Linked DNA regions of Homo sapiens: region 1 is linked to region 2. A link is an interaction called in ENCODE POLR2A ChIA-PET data of the cell type or tissue named here. Cell type or tissue: Panc1. All regions are shown on one strand. Links, peaks and the distances in the headings refer to the core of each region. The heading gives the core; the rest is flanking DNA.

Evidence for each region. ChIA-PET counts read pairs that join two places held together with the same protein. Peaks named below come from ENCODE experiments on the same cell type or tissue, not always from the same donor. Only the 100,000 strongest peaks of a DNase experiment are listed, where the experiment ranks them.
Region 1: POLR2A ChIA-PET joins it to region 2 with 5 read pairs; 2 of 35 experiments call an interaction of 5 or more read pairs at or near these places.

What each region holds. Positions count from the first base shown.
Region 1 is chr7:117,070,448-117,074,852 of GRCh38, reverse strand. The region is part of intron 1 of ST7 (suppression of tumorigenicity 7); the gene reads right to left. It also overlaps a transcript of ST7-AS2 not described here. Among named protein-coding and RNA genes, the nearest start is that of MIR6132, 52 kb to the right of the region's middle. In Panc1, for the core only: no CTCF peak of the experiment used is centred there; no DNase peak of the experiment used is centred there; H3K27ac peaks cover 583 bases.
Region 2 is chr7:116,629,184-116,633,588 of GRCh38, reverse strand. The region is part of intron 2 of COMETT (cytosolic oncogenic antisense to MET transcript); the gene reads left to right. Among named protein-coding and RNA genes, the nearest start is that of MET, 41 kb to the left of the region's middle. RefSeq lists enhancers at 1-150, 3,059-3,178 and a silencer at 1,228-1,428. In Panc1, for the core only: no CTCF peak of the experiment used is centred there; DNase peaks (open chromatin) are centred at 1,481 and 2,478; H3K4me3 peaks cover 811 bases; H3K27ac peaks cover 3,877 bases.

The sequences.
Region 1 (4,405 bases), core at 101-4,100, 440 kb before region 2:
GCACCACTGCTTACTGGCCAACAAACCTGTCAACTAACTACAACTCAATGTCTTAGGAGAAGCCAATCACATCTAATTTTGCAGGGGTTCTAAATAGAACACCATTGTTTATGTTGTGGAGTGCTGGTTTCCTTAACTTTACCTGACAGAACTACAAAGATTTAGGAGGTTTAATCTCTCAAAATCTTATTAAAACAAATCCTATTACTCTGCCTCATTATTTGAAGTCACAGTGTATCTAATGACTTTTCTTTTACATGTACTAATCAGGCCTGGCCACCCACAGATATTTGTAAATTGCATTATCTTCTGTCTAACTAGCTCACAGTGTGTGGGGTGAGGGGGGTCGCCATAAACAGTTTCGGTGTGATTTACTTTTCCTAACTGCCAAAGCACTCTCTATGAGGGGGAAAAGATCCGCTATCTAAACAAGATAGTAGCTTGTTTTTGTTTTTCGTTTTTGAGACAGGGTCTCACTCTATTGCCCATGTTGGAGTGCAGTGGCACAATCTCAGCTTACTGCAACCTCCGCCTCCTGGGTTCAAGCGATTCTCCTGCCTCAACCTCCAAAGTAGGTGGGAGTACAGGTGTGCGCCACCACACCTGGCTAATTTTTGTATTTTTAGTAGAGACAGGGTTTCACCATGTTGGCCAGGCTGGTCTCGAACTCCTGGCCTCAAGTGATCCACCCGCCTTGGCCTCCCAACGTGCTGGGATTACAGGTGTGAGCTACCATGCCCAGCCTAGATTAACTGTATCTAGGAAATCATATAACAATATCTAGTTTCTATATTGTTAGAGCACAAACATATAGAACAACCAGTTTAAAGTGACTAGTGTAATTTTTTTCTTAATTTCAAAAGGATTGAGGTCAAAAATCCAATTCCATGATCTGCTAACAATTTTAACTATTATTTTTTCCACAGTGCTTAAAACAATACTTCAAGAAATGTTCAACATTCCACGAGAACAATATCCACGTGAGATGAAAAGAAAAGTCTAAGTTAGTTCCTGATTCCTGGAAGCTGGGAAAGTATGTATTTTATTTGTGTATTTGCTTAACAAACATTTATAGGGCTAATTATAGGCCAGATACTTTTCCACAGATTTCTAAAATATTATTATTAATTCTCATAACTACCCTCTGAGGTATGTACTACTACTGTCCCCCTTTTACAGATGGGGTAACAGGTATAGAGAAGTTAAGGACTTGAGTCATACGAGTAGTGGCAGTAGAAGAAAGAGTTAAACCCGGGTAGTTGGGATCCAAAGTTTGTGGCCCTAACCACTCACACTGCCCTCCACAACAAGCTGCCTCTTTTCAGGAGTACCAGAGACATGTTACCACTTTAGGCAGTTATTATTCAATAATTGTGGACCTTCCTCAGGATAGATGGATGAAAACAAAAGGCAAACAAAGTATATCTGTCCCTATAAAGTATGCCTAAGGTGTTTGTGTCATTCATCTGAACAGAGTTCTACACTACCATGTCCCAAAGTTCCTTTCACTAACATATTATGTAATATACTATGATTTGAATTTTCCTTAATATACCATGAATGGTTTTTTATTTCTAAATCTATCTCATTCATTTAATACTCCACAGTACTAGATTGTGTAGAGGCCTACAGATGTGGTTAAATAGTCTATTGATTTCTTCAGTTGTTATTATTCAGTTGTTATTACTGATTTTATTCTGCCTTTTTTACAGGTCTCATTCCAGTAACTACTTAATACCCCCTGTCAGTCTCCTTCAAAGGCTGAAGCCAGCCTCTGACTGAAGCGCAGCCGCAATGTTTCCTGTCTGGTGCCAGCACAGCTTGCCTGGACTTCTGAAAATTGCAAGCGCTTGCTCCTTGCTAGTCACCACACTCCCCCTTTCTTAGTTGCAGACTCCCTCTTGCTGTGGTTTACCAGGTGCCCTTATTGCCCCTCATGCTTGTGTGCCACTTTGGACTTAATCTGGCACACTTAACTCCCTTCATCTACGCCTGAAGCTGGACAAGCTGAAGTGACTGCGTCACTTTCTCAATTCTGGCTCCTGCCCACCGACCTTGCTCTGCTAGGAGGAATTAGCTCTGCCTGGCCAGAACCCAAGAAGTGACAAATCAAACTCGCTCAATAGGTGGTAATTAAACTTCTGGCTCTAAAGCCCAGAATAGGTTGTCAATGGGATTTCACAGTGGCTCCCTGACACTAAGCAAGGATGTATTTCTACATCTAGTTTTAAATCTTAAACTCTAATAGGATTCTCAGAAAAGACAGTAAAGACTAAGGCCAAAAAAAGTTGTTTAAAGGGGAAAATGACAGTAAGTACAAAAGATAATCTGGGGAAGACCTGGCAATTCTGAAATCAAAACATCTGTTACTAAGTGGATCATGACTGCTTAGTTTCTAGGTGAGCTGAATAAAAATACTAACTGAACAATGATGTAGGTCGTTGTCAAATCTAATCAATTTCTTGTTTGTTTGTTTGTTTTTTTCCATCAGTCTAGAATCTTTAAGTAAGCCATTCAGAAGATGTGATACTATAGAATGATACCAACTGAGGAATAGAGTGGAGAGGAAGGGCTGAAGATGACTTCAGAAAAAGGCCTGAGGCGTGACAAATGTTGATCTCACTCACTGATCTATGCTGTATTTCTTTTAAGAATGTATTAATATAAATGTCCTTTTCTTCCCACATCCAATCCCTATTACTACACCAAATACTTGTTCCTCTAGGAAATGTGAAGTTGAAAAAAATTTCCCCCATTAAATGAGAATTATTCTGCTTATGACATTAGGATATATGCTCTCGCTTTAAAAATAGGAGGCTGTTGAATTCATCATTTGAGTATATTAAATAGACTGTGGAAGAGTATTATCCTCCTGGAAACCTCTTATCCCTCACTCTTATACCACGAGGGATTGCCAGTTAGGTCTAATGACCAATAATATCCACAGCCATAGGTAATCAGAAGAGTTTCTGGTTTCTCTAAAGTGGAAAATAAATTGCTGCCAAGGCAAACCAAATAGCATAGAGTTTTGTATGATCTGCCTCTAATGCTTCTCTGTGTAAACATGCTAACTAATGACATCTGGAGAACAAGCTATGTCATGCAGCTTCCTCAGTGATAACTTTTTAAACACCTGGTTAGAGATCTTTATCCAAGGGTGTAACTGAGTTACCGCACTCCTCAGCCCTAAGCCACCTTGTCAGTTTACCCCAGTGTGCCATACAAATATTACTTTCTATACATGCCATGATATGGAAAAGGTTCGGAAGGCCTGAATTAATATTTATCAAATATCTTACTTTGGCAAAGCCCATATTTTCATATGGTGTCTTTGAAGAATAAAAACATGTTTGAGCTGGAAAGATCCCAGATAACTTTTTCCCAAATGGGACTCCTTCAAGTGTAAGTTCCATAGAATATTAAATGTTAAATTAATTGGGAGAAGGAATTTGAGAAATACTGGGTTAAAGTTTAAAAGTTTTTTTTTTTAAGTGCAGGATGTCTAAGACATTTGGATATGCTGAATGCAGTGTCATTCTCTAGCAGGAGGGTGTAATACAAATTAGTATTTATTTAAAGATGGAGCTTTTAGAATATAGTTTGTTTTGTTTTTGTTTTTGTTTTTGTTTTGAGACGGAGTCTCGCTCTGTCGCCCAGGCTGGATGGAGTCCAGTGGCGCGATCTCGGCTCACTGCAAGCTCCGCCTCCCGGGTTCACGCCATTCTCCTGTCTCAGCCTCCCGAGTAGCTGGGACTACAGGCGCCCGCCACCACGCCCGGCTAATTTTTTGTGTTTTTAGTAGAGAGGGCGTTTCACCGTGTTAACCAAGATGGTCTCGATCTCCTGACCTCATGATCCACCCGCCTTGGCCTCCCAAAGTGCCGGGATTACAGGCTGGAATATAGTTTTTTAGATGGTGGTGAAATGCACAAAAAATGCACATAACATAAAATTTACCATCTTAATCATTTCTAAGTGTACAATTTACTACTGTTAAACATGCTCACATTGGCCGGGCGCGGTGGCTCACGCCTATAATCCCAGCACTTTGGGAGGCCGAGGCGGGCGGATCACAAGGTCAAGAGATTGAGACCTTCCTGGCTAACACCGTGAAACCCCGTCTCTACTAAAAATACAAAAAGAAATTAGCAGGGCATGGTGGCGGGCGCCTGTAGTCCCAGCTACTCCGGACGCTGAGGCAGGAGAATGGCGTGAACCCGAGAGGCGGAGCTTGCAGTGAGCCGAGATCGCGCCACTGCATCCAGCCTGGGCGATAGAGCAAGACTTGTCTCAAAAACAAACAAACAAACAAACAAACAAAACCAATATGCTCACATGGTTGTGCAACCAATCTCCAGAACTTTCTCATCTTGCAAAACTGAAACTTTATACCCTTTAAATCACA
Region 2 (4,405 bases), core at 192-4,191:
GACTCAAGGATGATTGACACTGTGTAAAAACAGGCACATTAGACCAAGAGATAATTTGAAACCTTATTATTGGGTATTGTTTTTAAAAATTAAACCTATAGACATGAATAAAATGAAAAACTTTATAAGCACAGCTTGTGGAACTGAAAAGGGCCTTAGAGACCATCACTTCCAACGGCCTCATTTTACAGGAGAGAAATCTGAGGACCAGGGAAACCAAGTGACTTTTCTGGGGTCACATGGAATGTCAACAGCAGAGCTGTGAAGGCGTTCAGGTCTGCTAACCTCCCGGCTATGCTCATTCATGGAGAGTGCTTCGAAGAGTGTTTGCAACATTTAGTCACAGTTTATCTTTGGTTAATTCCACATTTACTCCTATTTTTAATGTGTGTGAAAATGGCCCAGATTCATATGATTTGTTGCAGGTCAAACAGATATTAAGAAAAACTGCCAAGCTTGCACCGCTTATGTATAGTTATTTGTTGTGTATGTGCAAGTGTTTGTATGTGTGTGAGCACATAAGCATAATCTCTTTATCTACCATTCCTACATCCAAAAAGCTCTGAAAATTAAACTTTTTCATAAATTTGTGACAAATTCCAGTGGTGCAAAATCAAATCTAGTGTGAACTTATGTGAAGATATTTATAGACTTCACCTACACCAGCCAGTGTAACCCCTTATAGATTTCATTTTAGAAATAGTAATCTGTCTGATTATAGGGTACTACCCTAGATTATCTGAATATGATATGTAACATATGATACTTAACATAGGTTCTATATAATTGATTACATTTTAAAATCCTGAATAATTCTGAATTCTGTTCCCAGTAGTTTTGGATAAGTAATCGTAGACCTTCAATTAGTCCATAATGTAATTTCATTACATTAGTTTAGGCAGTTTTGGCTTATAACCATGCAACTCAGAAAATTCTTTACATATGTGATTCCCTTGGTTTCAAAATATGTGAAACCAGGGGGATTAAATGAGATAAACAAAGTGCTGTCTATGTGGTTATAAATATATAAAAATGAGGAGCTTAGTTTCATCACTACTATTTGTGGTCAGGAAGCCCAGGGTAAATTCAGTGTTTAGTTGTGACAAGTGCCTCATTCCAAGTTTCTGATAAAATCATCTGTCTCCTTTTCCTTTTCCTCCCCCTTTTTTGTAACTTTTACTTTATAGCCTTCTTTTATGTTTTTTTAAATTCTAAGCTGTATCAAATGTTAGCACATATGTGGGGAATGAATTAAAGATTTTCTACCACAAGTCTCACAGTAACTCTGTGTTCTGTTATTTAATCCATGGTGAAATTGAGGACTAATCAGTCAACTAATGTTTATAGTTTACAGTTCAGAATGTGTATGCTGAGTAGGCTAAGTAGGTTAGAGTTTACATGGATTTGGCCAAATTTGACATGATATATTCTTTCTTTTTATTGTAACCCTTATATTTAACCAAAGTCTAGATAAATGCAATGTCCTTATAATCTGTGTTCAGTCTCAACAACATCGACTGCTGAGCCCCACAGCACTGGATTTAGTCCCAGCTGGAGTTCCAGCTTGAAGGGCAAACTCATAACAGGGCCAGGTCTTTCCTTGTTTATAGGAAACTTCACCAATTGAAAATTTTGATCTGTCATATACTGTCAGGATAAATACACACACACACACACACACACACACACACACATATATATATACACACACACACACACACACACACACACCGCAGATGGGTGAGAATTGAACATCTTGAATTTTTCATTGTCCCTAGTCAGGATACTAAGAGTATATTTTGTAGATAAAAGTCATCCTTTTTGGTGTGCATTAGTCCCATCATAATATCACATGTGTTCCTAGTTATGTAAATTCAATTTTCAGATAATCAAGTTAAATGTAAGACATTTGCTTATTGCAATATATGCAGATCTCAGTGGAGGAGGGTGTTCCCTTCTTTTGTCAATAGTCCCTATAATATGGCAGTTACTTGGATTGTATTATTTAAAGGGCATGCATGATGTAATCCAACCCTGTCTTTTTACCACCAGATCAAACAGAAAATAGTAGGATCTAATGGAAAGATACAGGACTAAGAATCAGGTCTCATCTGGCTCTGTGACCTCAGACAAGCCAAAGCTTCTCTGGGCCCCGGTTTCTTCTTTTACAAAATGAAAGGGCTGTATTAGACTACCTTTAAACCTTGTTCAGCTCTAGAATGTTACAATTCTATGAGAATGACCATTAATAAGCTCATAGTCTGTTTTGGATCTTCACTGGGAGGAGAGCTCTAAGTATGGGACAGCTTTTCTTTGCTGGAGAATACACTTTTAAGCTTGAGACTCTGAAATGACTGGTGGAAAAGGGAGAGGCTTGCACCGGTTCAAGAGAGCCTTCTTTTCCCTAAGGACACGTGCTGTAGTCTTCTGACTGTTTAATGACGCAAGGGGAGGGGCGCGTCACAGCAGCTGAGCCTGTGGCTCTGACTTGGCAACTGACTCACTGGCGTCCTGGCTTCTGAACCTTGGAAGAGCCCATAGAAGCGGTAGTGCTGAGTCCAAGAGTATAGAGAAGTGGGCGGAGTGGACACTACCTGCTTTGTGGCAGAGCAAGCTCAGGTCTAGGAGAGGTGGTAACGGTGAGGCAGTGAGCATGGAGTCAGGTAAAAGAGGACCTTGTGAAGGAAGAGGATAATAAGCTTTGCATAAGCAATGCATGGAAAATGGACCCTGAATGATTAGACAGTAGACGCCTTTAAGGAAAAACTCATTTTGTGGATTACCTCAGATGTAATGGATATTCTTTACATCATACATAAAGATGAACTGTTTGATCTGTTTATCTACTACAGTCAGAGCACTAAGGTTTACTGAGTACTGTTGGCATATACTGTGGAAAGTGCTCTATATTCATTAGGTCTTTTAATCACATAACCATAGGAAGTAGGAATCATTATTCCCATTTTACAGATAAAGAGTCCGAGGTTTAGGTGACTTACATAATGCCCAATGACACACAGTGTTTCTTCTCTCCTGTGGAGACAGTTTGAATTCACTTTGGCTAAGTGAAACTGAAGGTAGCAGTCAGTGAAACCTGTCTCTTCATATGAGTGAAACCGAAGGTAGCAGCCAGTCAAATCTGGCTCTTTAGATATAGAGAGAAATTTAAATAATTTTTTAAAAAGTTTAACTCTCTCAGCTATGCTTGACTTCAGTACTCTGGTCTTACTAGGAACTGAACATTTTTATTTTAGTAGTCAGTCACTAAACATTGATTGTTTCTCCCCCTTTTCATTTCTGCTTAAGAATTCTAATCTACTCCCAAGGCAAATGGATACCTTTGGCCAATCAAAGAGAAGGTCAAGTAAAATGAAGTGTGCAATAAAGAAGCACATAAATATATTTCAGAAAAAAATGTAAGTTACAGTTTCTACTGTTGCTGGTCTTTGCTTTCGTCTGCCTTTTAACCCTTTCATGGCACGGTTATGAAGTCTCTTAGTTATCAAACTATGATCTTCAGGTCAAATCTGGCCATCTTATTTTGTATGGCCCATGAGCTAAGAATAATTTTTACAAATAAATATTTGCAATTTATTTGATGATAGGGAACTCTAACTTTTTTTTTTTTTGAGACAGGGTTTCACTCTGTCACCCAGGCTGTTGCCATGGTGTGATCATGGCTCACTGTAGCCTTGACCTCTTGGTGCTCAGGTGATCCTCCCAACTCAGCCTCCAGAATAGCTGGGACTGTAGGTGTGTGCTCCCACACCCAGCTAATTTTTCTATTTTTTATAGAGATAAGGTTTTGTCATGTTTCTCAGGCTGGTCTCAAACTCCTGGGCTCAAGCCATCCACCCAGCTTGGCCCTGCAAAGTGCTGGGGCTACAGGCGTGAACCACTGGGCCCAGTTAGAACTGTAACTTTAAACTCCTGATTAAGTGAATTTCATTCTTTTCATTAGTAGACCTGTATTCCAAAAGAATTGTACCGAATTGTTATAATCACTATATTTTGAATTTTACCAATAAAAATGTTGTGAAAATATATTTTCTTTCTTTTTATGTAAGTGTCTATGTACTATCCTTGATTTTGCTTCTTGGTCCACAAAGTCTAAAATATTAACCATCTGGCCCTTTAAAGAAAAAGTCTGTTGACCTCTCTCCTAAGGCATGAGGCTACAGTAAGAGATTTCTCTGTGCAAAAACATGCCCTGAAGAGGCAAACTCGGTAAGGTGAACAGAGGATACTTCCCTTCTCTTCCAATAATTGGCAAGAAACAGCCTTTGTTCCCAGAGAAATTTTAGAGAAACATGAAAACAAAACAGGTTTCAAAAGTCTCTATGCTTTTTTACCTTTCTTTAAACAACTTTCTTCTAAAAAACCTAACCAGGATTGTACAGACAGA